Regions from separate parts of the Homo sapiens genome. Here region 2 is linked to region 1. Evidence: read pairs that join two places in POLR2A ChIA-PET (ENCODE). Cell type or tissue: PC-9. All regions are shown on one strand. Region 1 has its middle 130 kb from the start of LIMCH1. Region 2 overlaps LIMCH1 (LIM and calponin homology domains 1).

Region 1 (5,000 bases):
ATAATTGATTAACAATATTGCATATGGAGGCAAGGACCCAATATGTGATTCCAGGGCATGTTAGTTCATTCTCTTCTTCATTCTTTTGTTCCTTCACTCCTTCACTAAATATTTATTTAAAGATCACATATCAAGTACATGATGTGAGTGCTGATATATTTTATTGATTTTGCTTTTGCTTGTGTAATCTGTAGTGATTATTTCTTTAACCCATTTTTTCTGTCTTGTCAATTTTTAGTTGCACTCAGGAGCAGCCTTTTGTTTGCATGTTTATTTTGAATCTGTTATTTCTTAAATTCCTTCAGGGTGTGCACCTGATCTGTTTTCTTTACCGTACTATCCACATGTATTATTAGTAAATATTTGATAATGAGAGAGAAACCATAGTTTATTGGTTATATCTTTTTCAATATTTCTCTGAAGCAGTTTTGATTTTAAAAAACTATCCCAGTCTATTAGCATTTTAATCAGCATCTTGAAATTTTATCTGTAATACACAGGTAGAATTTTTCCCTTGCTGTTTTACTTGTAGAGTCAAATGACTCTAGTATGTGTTGTTCAGGTGACACAAAAAAACCTCTGCGTAATGAGTAAAATTATCCCAGAGGAGGGAGCTCTTTTAGACAATGAAACATAGTGGGGTCCTTGAGTGCAACTAAAATTTCTTTTCTGATTAATCACCGTCCCCTTGATTCATCTTTGCTTGGTCTTGTGTATTTCCATTGCATAGTCTGACTTATAATGTGGTTCTGCAGTTGAGTCTTTCTTAGAACTGGGTGATCACAGGAAGTTATCTTATTTATCTTTGTAGTCCATTACCCCTCCTCTCACCCTACAGGCCTTACTCAGTAACTTGTGCATAGTAGCTGTTCAATAAAAGCTTGTTAAATATTAAGGTGATAGATATCACAGTTACCCTGATTTGATTATATGAATGTATCAAATTATCACCTATACCCCTAAAATATGTGCATGTATTATGTATCAATGAAACATAAAATCTTGTTAAGGGATTTGATTTTCAATGATGATAGGGGTTGTGCTTTTGAAGTGATGCAAGGCTAAGAACAAAACTGTAATTGTTTAATTCAGAAAGTAGTTGTGGAATGGAGTCTGAAGGGAGACACGACAATATGGCCTGCACGAAGGAAGATTTTGTGTATAGAATGTTCTAGCCTGTTTAGATTGCCTTGACTTGTGTCAGGGGAGCAGTTTGTTTCACTTTGCCTATATAAGATTAATGTTTCTGAGATGAAAAAAACACACAAAAAAGGAGCTTTTTGACGTAATCAAGCCTCTATCAATCACTTCTTGCTTCCTAATAACTTTTGTATCTTCCTTTCAGGAGAGCAGTTGAAGTGAATTCTTCTGGGACCAAATCCAGTGTTTCTGCCTTGAAGAAACATAATTAACTGACATTTTAAAAGCCACTTTATAGACCTGTTCTGACTCTGGTCTAAGGACATTACTTGATTTATAGTTTATGAAAAGTCTACTTTTAGAATTTGGGTATGTTTTATGGTAGCTCTTTTAGTTGATTGCTTTCATTTTTCTTTGGGAAATTATCTAGAATAGCTGTAGTGATGTCATCAGAAGCTTGACTTTTACCTCTGTGTACTTAGAGGGCTGACTGACGCACAGGGAAATATTTCACCATGAATGGTGAGGATAAGCTTATGTGTGTAAGGAAAAGGTAACTGCACTGCAAGCAGCTTCCCCCTCCCTCCCTCTCCAGGGAGGGGATGATAGCTATTATTAATTGATTTTTCTCTTACTATGGAAACCAAGGGTTTAGATATTAATGGAAAAAAATTATTGAAATGTCAAGGATTTTGTTTTGTGGCTTGGGTTCCCTGAAGCCTAGCTTGAAGAGACCAGCAGTGAATTACAGTGTCGCACTGTAAAGACACTGACAAGATTTTTGTCATTAAAGTTAAAAATATTGCAGCAGATTGCCTGGGTAATCAGACCTTCCTTTGATGTGTGTGGTAAGAATTCTTATTCAAGGGAACTGAGGCGGGATATATATTCATTATTAGAGACTCCAGCGTGGATATGATTTTAGGTTTCAATGAAAAGCTTTCTTCCAGAATTACCATGCTTGAGGAAATATGATTAAGAGTTGATCACATTTGTTCACCAGCCACAGACATTCTTGCCAGTTTGAGAGCACGGGTACGAGTGATCTCTGTGCTTCTAGGCATATGCACCTATCATTGTTGGGTCTTCCAAGGATCTAATATGTCAATCCAGATCCATGCATCTGGTGGCTTTCATCCCTCTGCCTGGAGCACAGCCTCACTTTCATGATAATGGATGCCCTTCCAACTTTCTAATAAGGAGGCTTTGTGTTGGTCCTCGTGTTTGTTCTTGGGATATAGGTAAAAGAAAAAAAAAATCCTTTGAAAGTCTGTAAGTCCACACTGGGTGCTTCCCTGTCATCTTTTTTTCTTGAGACAGTGTCTTACTTTGTCACCCAGGCTGGAGTGCAGTGGTGCAATCATGGCTCACTGCATCTTCGACCTGCTGGGCTCAAGCGATCCTCCCACCTCAGCCACCTGAGTCGCTAGGACTATGGGCATTTGCCACCATGCCTGGTTAATTTTTAAATTTTTTTGTAGAGAGGAGGTCTCACTATGTTGGCCAGGCTGGTCTCAAACTCCTGGGCTCAAGTGATCCTCCCGCCTTGGCCTCCCAAAGTGCCGGGTTTACAGGCATGAGCCACTGCACCTGGCCCCCCATCATCTTTATCCTTCAAGTAAAGAGTCCTGGAGGGACTGGTCCGTGTCCATAGGTGAGGAGTGTCAGTGTTGTCACGTGGCCAATCCGTGCCCTCTGCGGAAGGTGCCAGGCTAAGAAAAATATATCGAAACAAGATAAAACCAAACCAAATAGCCACAAACTTCTCCTATCCCATAGCGACCACCTGCCCCTTCCTGCCTGCTTCTCATCATAGTATCCCACGTTGAGGCTTGGAGGGTTGAGCCCCACGTCTAGACTTGAATACTTGGAACATGTGAGGCCAACTGCTGCTACTTTCCCAGGTTCTTGTGATTTAAACTCTGGGCTACTAGTGCTCTGGACACTTAAAATTAGTCACTTAGTGGATCAACTAAGTGCGTATTGCTGGACTTAGTTTTGTAGGCATCATTTAAGAAATTCCTGGAAACAAAATAGGAACTATTTATAAAGTTATTGACCTTTTGCCAGCATAGTTCCATATAGAATATGAAACTGGTCTCATTTCATACCTCGCCTCATTCCATACCTTGTCCATAGTTAGTGTTCAAAATGTCAGGTCGAATGAATGAGGAATGAGTATCAGACAGATTTATTTATGGAAGGCAGCAAAGTGAACAAGGGCAAAGGCATGGGTAGGGAGACAAGCCTGGGAGAACTTTAAGGAGTCAAGGAAAATAACAGATTTTGGGGAATGGTGAGATGAGAGATGGTTGAGTAGAGATGGCTGGGTTAGAGCAGGATTCACCTAAGGAGCATCCCACTCAGTGCAGTAAAAGACTCGCCCTGAGAAATACTCATGTGAACTCCCTTTGTGCAGTCTGTGTGGTTGGATTTCTCTGACTTTATGCAAATATAACATGACTCCACTGTGAATGTGTTGGTGCTTTCAAGAAGCTGCAAAACTCTTACTACTATCCCATTTTAGATGAGGAAATGGAGACTCAGAAGAGTCAAGAAATCTGCCCAAAGTCTCACAGTTGGAGCCTCTCTGCAGACCCTCAAAATATGCATATGTATTCCCATGTAAAAATGTCAGGTTTTCCAATGTTCCTCCTGGACCCAACTGTATAGTGTTGATTTGCCCTGAGTGAAAGTAGGGAGGTGACAAGAAATAGGAACTAAGTAAGGTTGTTTCTTGTGTGATTTTATGGAATCAAAAAGGGTAGTTGAATCAACAGGTTTTGCTTCCACCTGAAATAACATCTTCATTTTGTTCTGCTCTTTCTTAAACATCTGTGATGGTTTAAACTTTTGGGAGTTCAGTTGGATTGTATTGAGGGTAAGCTTCCAAGAGGGGACAACTATTGGCCCCAACAAACTATTGCCATAGAATCTTCTAGCACTTAAGTTAGTCCTGATGTTTCTCATAAATTCTAGCGATGATCAGCAATTTAGTCTTGAAAGTAGGCCTTTTAACTTTAGTTGTAGGAATCAATGACACAGAATTATTTGCAGCTATATCCTGATTTGAAGTAGTTTATAAAATTTGCTCATCCTGACTCGCTGTGTACATGGGCTGTGTATAGATCAGTGTGGGAGTGTGTGCTTGCTTCATTTTGAGGACTTTTTATTACATAAGCTGAGGAACTTAACTTGAAATTCTACGATATGACTTTTTATTCCTGAAGTGTTGCCAGGGCTTGGCTGATATTTCATGCCAAATTTAAAAAATAATATTATTATTTATAAGCAGTTACATTTTACCATGCACAGTCTGATTGTTTGGCTCATTATGACTCATGAGCAGCTGAAATGTGTGGCTTGAATTTTGAGTCAGTTCATTAGGAAATATTCAGCCAAAAAGCATTTATTGGGGCTCTTCTAGGCCCAGAATATCAAGGAGATTAATGCCGCCAGTAGTAGAGATGACTATTAACACTATGACATTTCAAATTTGAATGATACACTATTGAGGTGAGTCAGAAAATGTATCTAGTGATAACTAGTAATAGCTTGACATTGGGAAAATATTGACTGTTTTATTAATCTTTTAAGAAATATGGACATCTTTGCTATAATTAAAAAGCTGCCATTTATACCTAAATGCATCTATGTTAGGGAAGAGGGATGGTTTGATAGCTATAAGCTGGTTGGGTCTTTATTCAGAAATTGTGCTGACATTGACTTAGAGCGGTTCCTATAAATGAGGTCCCGATACAGTAACACTGCACTCATCATTTGGAAGTCAACTCTTGGCTCTTTTTGTTTAATAATATTGCCAGACTTTACAGCTGTACCATAATTTGAAACAGTATGAA
Region 2 (5,000 bases), 190 kb after region 1:
ATCAGTCTGGCTTCTGGAGCCGACATTCCCTATCCTGTAGTTTTCACTAACTGATGGGGTCAGTTAGCACCTTCAAAAGTCTTTTAGGAAGAGAACAGTTAGAGACTTGTAGCTGGTAAACTTCTTGACTAATACCCTGGAGTTCCAAAAGGATGACCCACAATTTGCAATCCCTTTCAGAAGCATTTGTTTGTACTTAATGACTTAAAATAGATGAAGACAGACCCCTCCTTAATTGTCATTGGTGCCTGCCAATTCAAAGTAAATTTGTATCTGCTAGAGAAAATTTCACTTTCTTGACAGTCTTTTGCATTAGTATTTTAAAAGCTTTCCCTGTCCTTTTTTCTCATTTCGATTGTCTAGATTTTTTTTCTTGCATTTAACTCAGTGTATAATCCACAAAGAGGTATTACTAGTCAAAATCCCTAAAGGATGTAAAATACATCTAAAGAATATATTTTAGAAGATCAATTAAGAAGAAAAACTTGCTAAAGATGAAAAACCTTTTTAAAAAAAAAAGAAAGAAAAGAAAAGAAATCAATTTCAACCAGATTCTAGGCAACAAGACATGGACAAAGAAGCAATAAGGAATACCTGTTTTTGAGTACAGTTCCCCCTAACAATGCTAAGTTTTCCTTTTTAATGGCATTTTACTTGCAGTTTTATACAAATGTGTCAAGCTAACGGGAAAAAATGAATCTGGCATGGTTGTGGGTTTGGAGGTTTGAAGTGTCTGTTTATCTGGCATTTCCTAACAAAGTATGATTTGTTATGCAAGCTATGATTTAGACCTGACCATAGCTGCCTTAGTGACCAGTATCCCTACAGCAACTTGGGAGGGGCTGGTTCATAAAGATAATCTAAGATAATATAGACTTATATTTCTTTTTTTCCTTCTAGGACAATATTATCTTATTCTTGAGAGGTTGTAAAGAGCTCGGCCTTAAAGAATCTCAACTTTTTGACCCGAGTGACCTCCAGGATACATCCAACAGAGTAACAGTCAAGTAAGTAAAGCGTGATTTATGTTTAAGGGAAACTCCTTTATAGTTTGATTTGCAATTTTGTGATGATGTTGTAAGTTCTAAGAGACAGAGAATTGGTTATGCTTAATAAAATAAAAATGTGAAGGTAAAAATCAACTTTCAAAACAACTCACATTGACTTTCCCTCTGTGCATAGCTTTCATTCTGATCAAACATCATTTTTTGAATGCAAAATTCTTGCATATAGAGTTTGAATTTTGAAGAGGAGAAAAATGTTAAGTAAAGATTAACAGAGAGGCAAGAAAGAAATAGGCACAGAATCAGTGTGTTAGACAAAAAACTTTTATTGGCACCAATTGAACATTTGAGTAGGCTCTTGGAAGGTAAACAGATCTGAACTCTGTTATGCAAAGAAAGCATTAGATTATGGAGAACTTGCTTCTTCATTTACATGTGTAACTGTCTTCTCATATGTGTCAGTGATCAAGTTCTTTGAAGATGGATCAAGAACTTTGACTATATCTACTTAATGAGCCCTGTTTGGGCCAAATAATTCTTGGAGCAGAATGTCACAATAAAAGAGACAGCAGTGTACTTTGTGTAAAGAAATAGCTTGTGACCAGGGTATGAGATGGCAGAGATAACTTTCCTGTAGTTTAGAAGTTCTTTAGATCCTACTGATTTCATATAAAACATTTTCCACTTTAGCCAAACAATGTTTGACATGGATATGCCTTAATAATAAACATAGTTACATAGATAGGGTCTGTGAATAGGTAACTTTTCTTCTTTTGATTGTTTTTGGAGTCATTTTATCATGAAGGAACAGAAAAGGGAGAGAAGCCAAAATTCAGAGCTGTTAATTTTATACAATTTGCTTGATTTTATACTATTTGCTTGATTTTTATATTATATTTGCTTGATTTTTATACATTTGATTTTATACTATTTGCTTGATTTTTTGTACTATTTGATTTTATACTATTTGCTTGATTTTTTATTTTTTAAAAAGGATGAGGAAAAATAGGAAAAAAATGAGAACTACTGGATAAAATAAAATTTGGGGTTTATGTTGGATTTTGTGATTCATGACTGGGAATATGGGAGAGTTAGTAGTGATCTGTTATCTAAAAGTACTTTTCTGTTGTCAATATGCCATTCTTTAAAACTTCTCTTGGAAAAATTTTAACTAAGCGAAAAAATAACAGAATAAAAATCAGGATATTTGAATATGGAAACCGCACTAAACCTCATCTTGGTCATCACATGCCCCATTTATTATTGTACTTAAATCTATCCTCTATAAACCATTGTTCACTTTAGGAAATTGTTTTAGGTTCTGCCTCATCTCCCATTCATAGTTTCACCCGGGTGGCAAGTGACCAGAAACAATAGCAACTGTGCAGCTTCGTAGGTAATAATTAGTCACACACACATTGCTTGGAGGGTGAAGGAAAGGTCACTTTGAAAGTGTCTGCAGCTGCATTCATTTTTTTTTAGAGCCACTTTAAATCAGTATGTTACTAAACCAGAATTCTGAGCCTGATTGGTTTTAAAAATTCAAATCTCGTATCACCTTTATTGCTTATCTACAAAAAACTGGGCATCAGGAAAATGAGGATCTAGCCCTAGGTCTGCTGCTCACTAGATCTGAAGCCCTGGTTAAGCTCCCTTCTTCAGCAGGCCCCATGTATTCATCTAAAAATTGAAACTGGATGGAATATTCCATCTGGTATGATTCTGGGTCAAGCTTGCTCAGTGCAGATATGGGAAGATGGAACAACTGACTTGTAAAAAAAAAGAGATTTAAATCAAGGTGTGGAAAGAAATCTAAAGGGGAAAATGTCACGTAGGCAAGTGACACGTGGATACAGTCCCTTCTTAGTTACTGTACCATCTTTTTGTTTTCCTGTTGATTTTTCCGTCTTTTTTTCTGTCTCCTTTTCTTCCTTCTGCCTTCCCTCCCTTTTTAATCCCGTCTTTCCATCTATCTCTCCTTTTGTATTTCTTCTCCTCATTTTCTTTTTAATGTTTCCTTCACTTGGGTACTCTTATTTTCTTTAGGCAATACTTTGCCATCACATTCCCCCATGACCCTGGCATTTTTCATTCATTCATTCAACAAATGTTTGCTGAGCAGCTTCTGTGTGTTAGATACTTTTCATCACTAGAGAAATAGAATGAACTCAGATAGCCAAGGTCTTCTGCTCATGTGGAGTTTACAATCCAGTGTCAAGAAATGAGAAGCAAAGAAGTAAACAAAGAAGATCATTGCAGGAAGTGATAAGTGCTGAGAAGAAAATAAAATGGAGTGATAAGCAAAAGACAGTGGCCAGTCCGGAGGTGGTTGAGGGTGGCTTCTCTGAAGTGCTGGCATTTCAGCTGAGCACTAACTGGGGGCTGAGACACAAATAGGAAGGAAGAACAGGCTGTGGGAAGATCTGTGGGGCATTCAGGACAGAGAAAGAGCAGGTACAAAGTCAGGGGAAGAGGAACCACAAGCTTCATGTTTAAAAGAAAGAAAAGTAACTGGTGTGGTTGAAGGATAATGTGTAAGGACATGTGTGGTGGGCGTGGCAGTCCACAAGCAGGGTAGGATGTTGAACTCAGAATCATTATAGAGAAAAAACATTTTACTGTATGAGTATTTCAAAGAACATAAAGAATTTTATCTTAAAATGATGCTATAAATTCACTTACAGTACGTAGAAAGTTGTTTCTGGTTTTAGTAAGGAGTAGAGTATGGAATAAACTATCGGATTTCGTGTATTTTTGATAAGTGATGCTGGTTTAATTTGGCACTGTGCAGGGAATGCTTGTAACATATGCAGATTTTGTAAACTAAGGTAGTTAAAGTGGAACTGCTATATTTCTCTGTTGTCCCTCTAAGAGCTGAGCAGGACATCTGTAGACACAGAGAGGAGCACCCCATTGCCACCAATTACTAGCGGAAGCAGTAAGGTATAGGGATAGATCCCACAGAAGAGCTTTGGATGGTTTTCTGGAAGTTTTGTTTCAGAAAATACTCTTTCATTTAGCTTTCATGATAGGCAGTTTTTCTTGTGTGGTGTGTGTGTGTGTGTGTGTGTGTTTTCTTTTAGAAGAAACTTGAGTAGACCAAAAAAAAAAAAAAAAAAAAAAAAAAAGAGGAAAAGCCTGCAAGTGATTACTGCATGTGTAATTTAGTGAACTCTACCTGTAATGGATGCCAGACAACCTTGATGGGAAATGAAAGTGTAATCTAGACAGGCACACAGCAAGTATTATTCCAAGGAATCAAAGCAACTGGACGAAATGTACGCAGGCTCTGGATTGCTCCCGAGTGTCTCTGTCAAAATTTGGAAGTATTTCCACATAATAGGTGGGAGTCATTCAACAAATATTTTGTGAGCTTCTACTATGTACCAAGCATAATTTTTAGCACTGGGTTACAGTCTTAGTGAACTTTTATCATCACTGCAGAAAAAGCTTTATGTTCCCTATTCTTAATTTGTTTTCCATAAAAGTTTCAAATCTTTTATAGATTTTTAAAAATCTGGTTTCTTTCTTAAATTAAAAACCCTAGCAGATTGGGAGGCCAAGGCGGGCAGATCACGAGGTCAGGAGATGGAGACCAACATGGTGAAACCCCATTTCTACTAAAAATACAAAAATTAGCTGGTCATGGTGGCACGTGCCTGTAGTCCCAGCTATTCGGGAGGCTGAGGCAGGAGAATCGCTTGAACCTAGGAGGTGTAGGTTGCAGTGAAACAAGATCACACCACTACACTCCAGCCGGGCGACAGAGTGAGGCTCAGTCTCAAAACAACAACAACAACAACAAACCCTAGCAGATATCCAAGCAGATAAGGACATCCCATTTTTTTTCCTATTAAAAACAGAAACATGAAACATTTTTTAAATCAAATCCAAACTGGACTAATGCTTCTTTCAATCTATGTCCTTGTTGATGGGTTTATTTCCATGGTATGCTACTTGTTTTCTATTTCTTCAAATTTCAATGGACTTAAAATG

The links. ChIA-PET counts read pairs that join two places held together with the same protein. Peaks named below come from ENCODE experiments on the same cell type or tissue, not always from the same donor. Only the 100,000 strongest peaks of a DNase experiment are listed, where the experiment ranks them.
Region 2: POLR2A ChIA-PET joins it to region 1 with 5 read pairs; 4 of 35 experiments call an interaction of 5 or more read pairs at or near these places.

The regions. Positions count from the first base shown.
Region 1 is chr4:41,404,794-41,409,793 of GRCh38, forward strand. It overlaps a transcript of LIMCH1 not described here. Among named protein-coding and RNA genes, the nearest start is that of LIMCH1, 130 kb to the right of the region's middle. In PC-9, no CTCF peak of the experiment used is centred here; no DNase peak of the experiment used is centred here.
Region 2 is chr4:41,598,020-41,603,019 of GRCh38, forward strand. It overlaps LIMCH1 (LIM and calponin homology domains 1), which reads left to right. Exons shown (of 32, transcript NM_001330672.2): 2 at 901-1,007. Among named protein-coding and RNA genes, the nearest start is that of LIMCH1, 62 kb to the left of the region's middle. In PC-9, no CTCF peak of the experiment used is centred here; a DNase peak (open chromatin) is centred at 2,422; H3K27ac peaks cover 2,676 bases.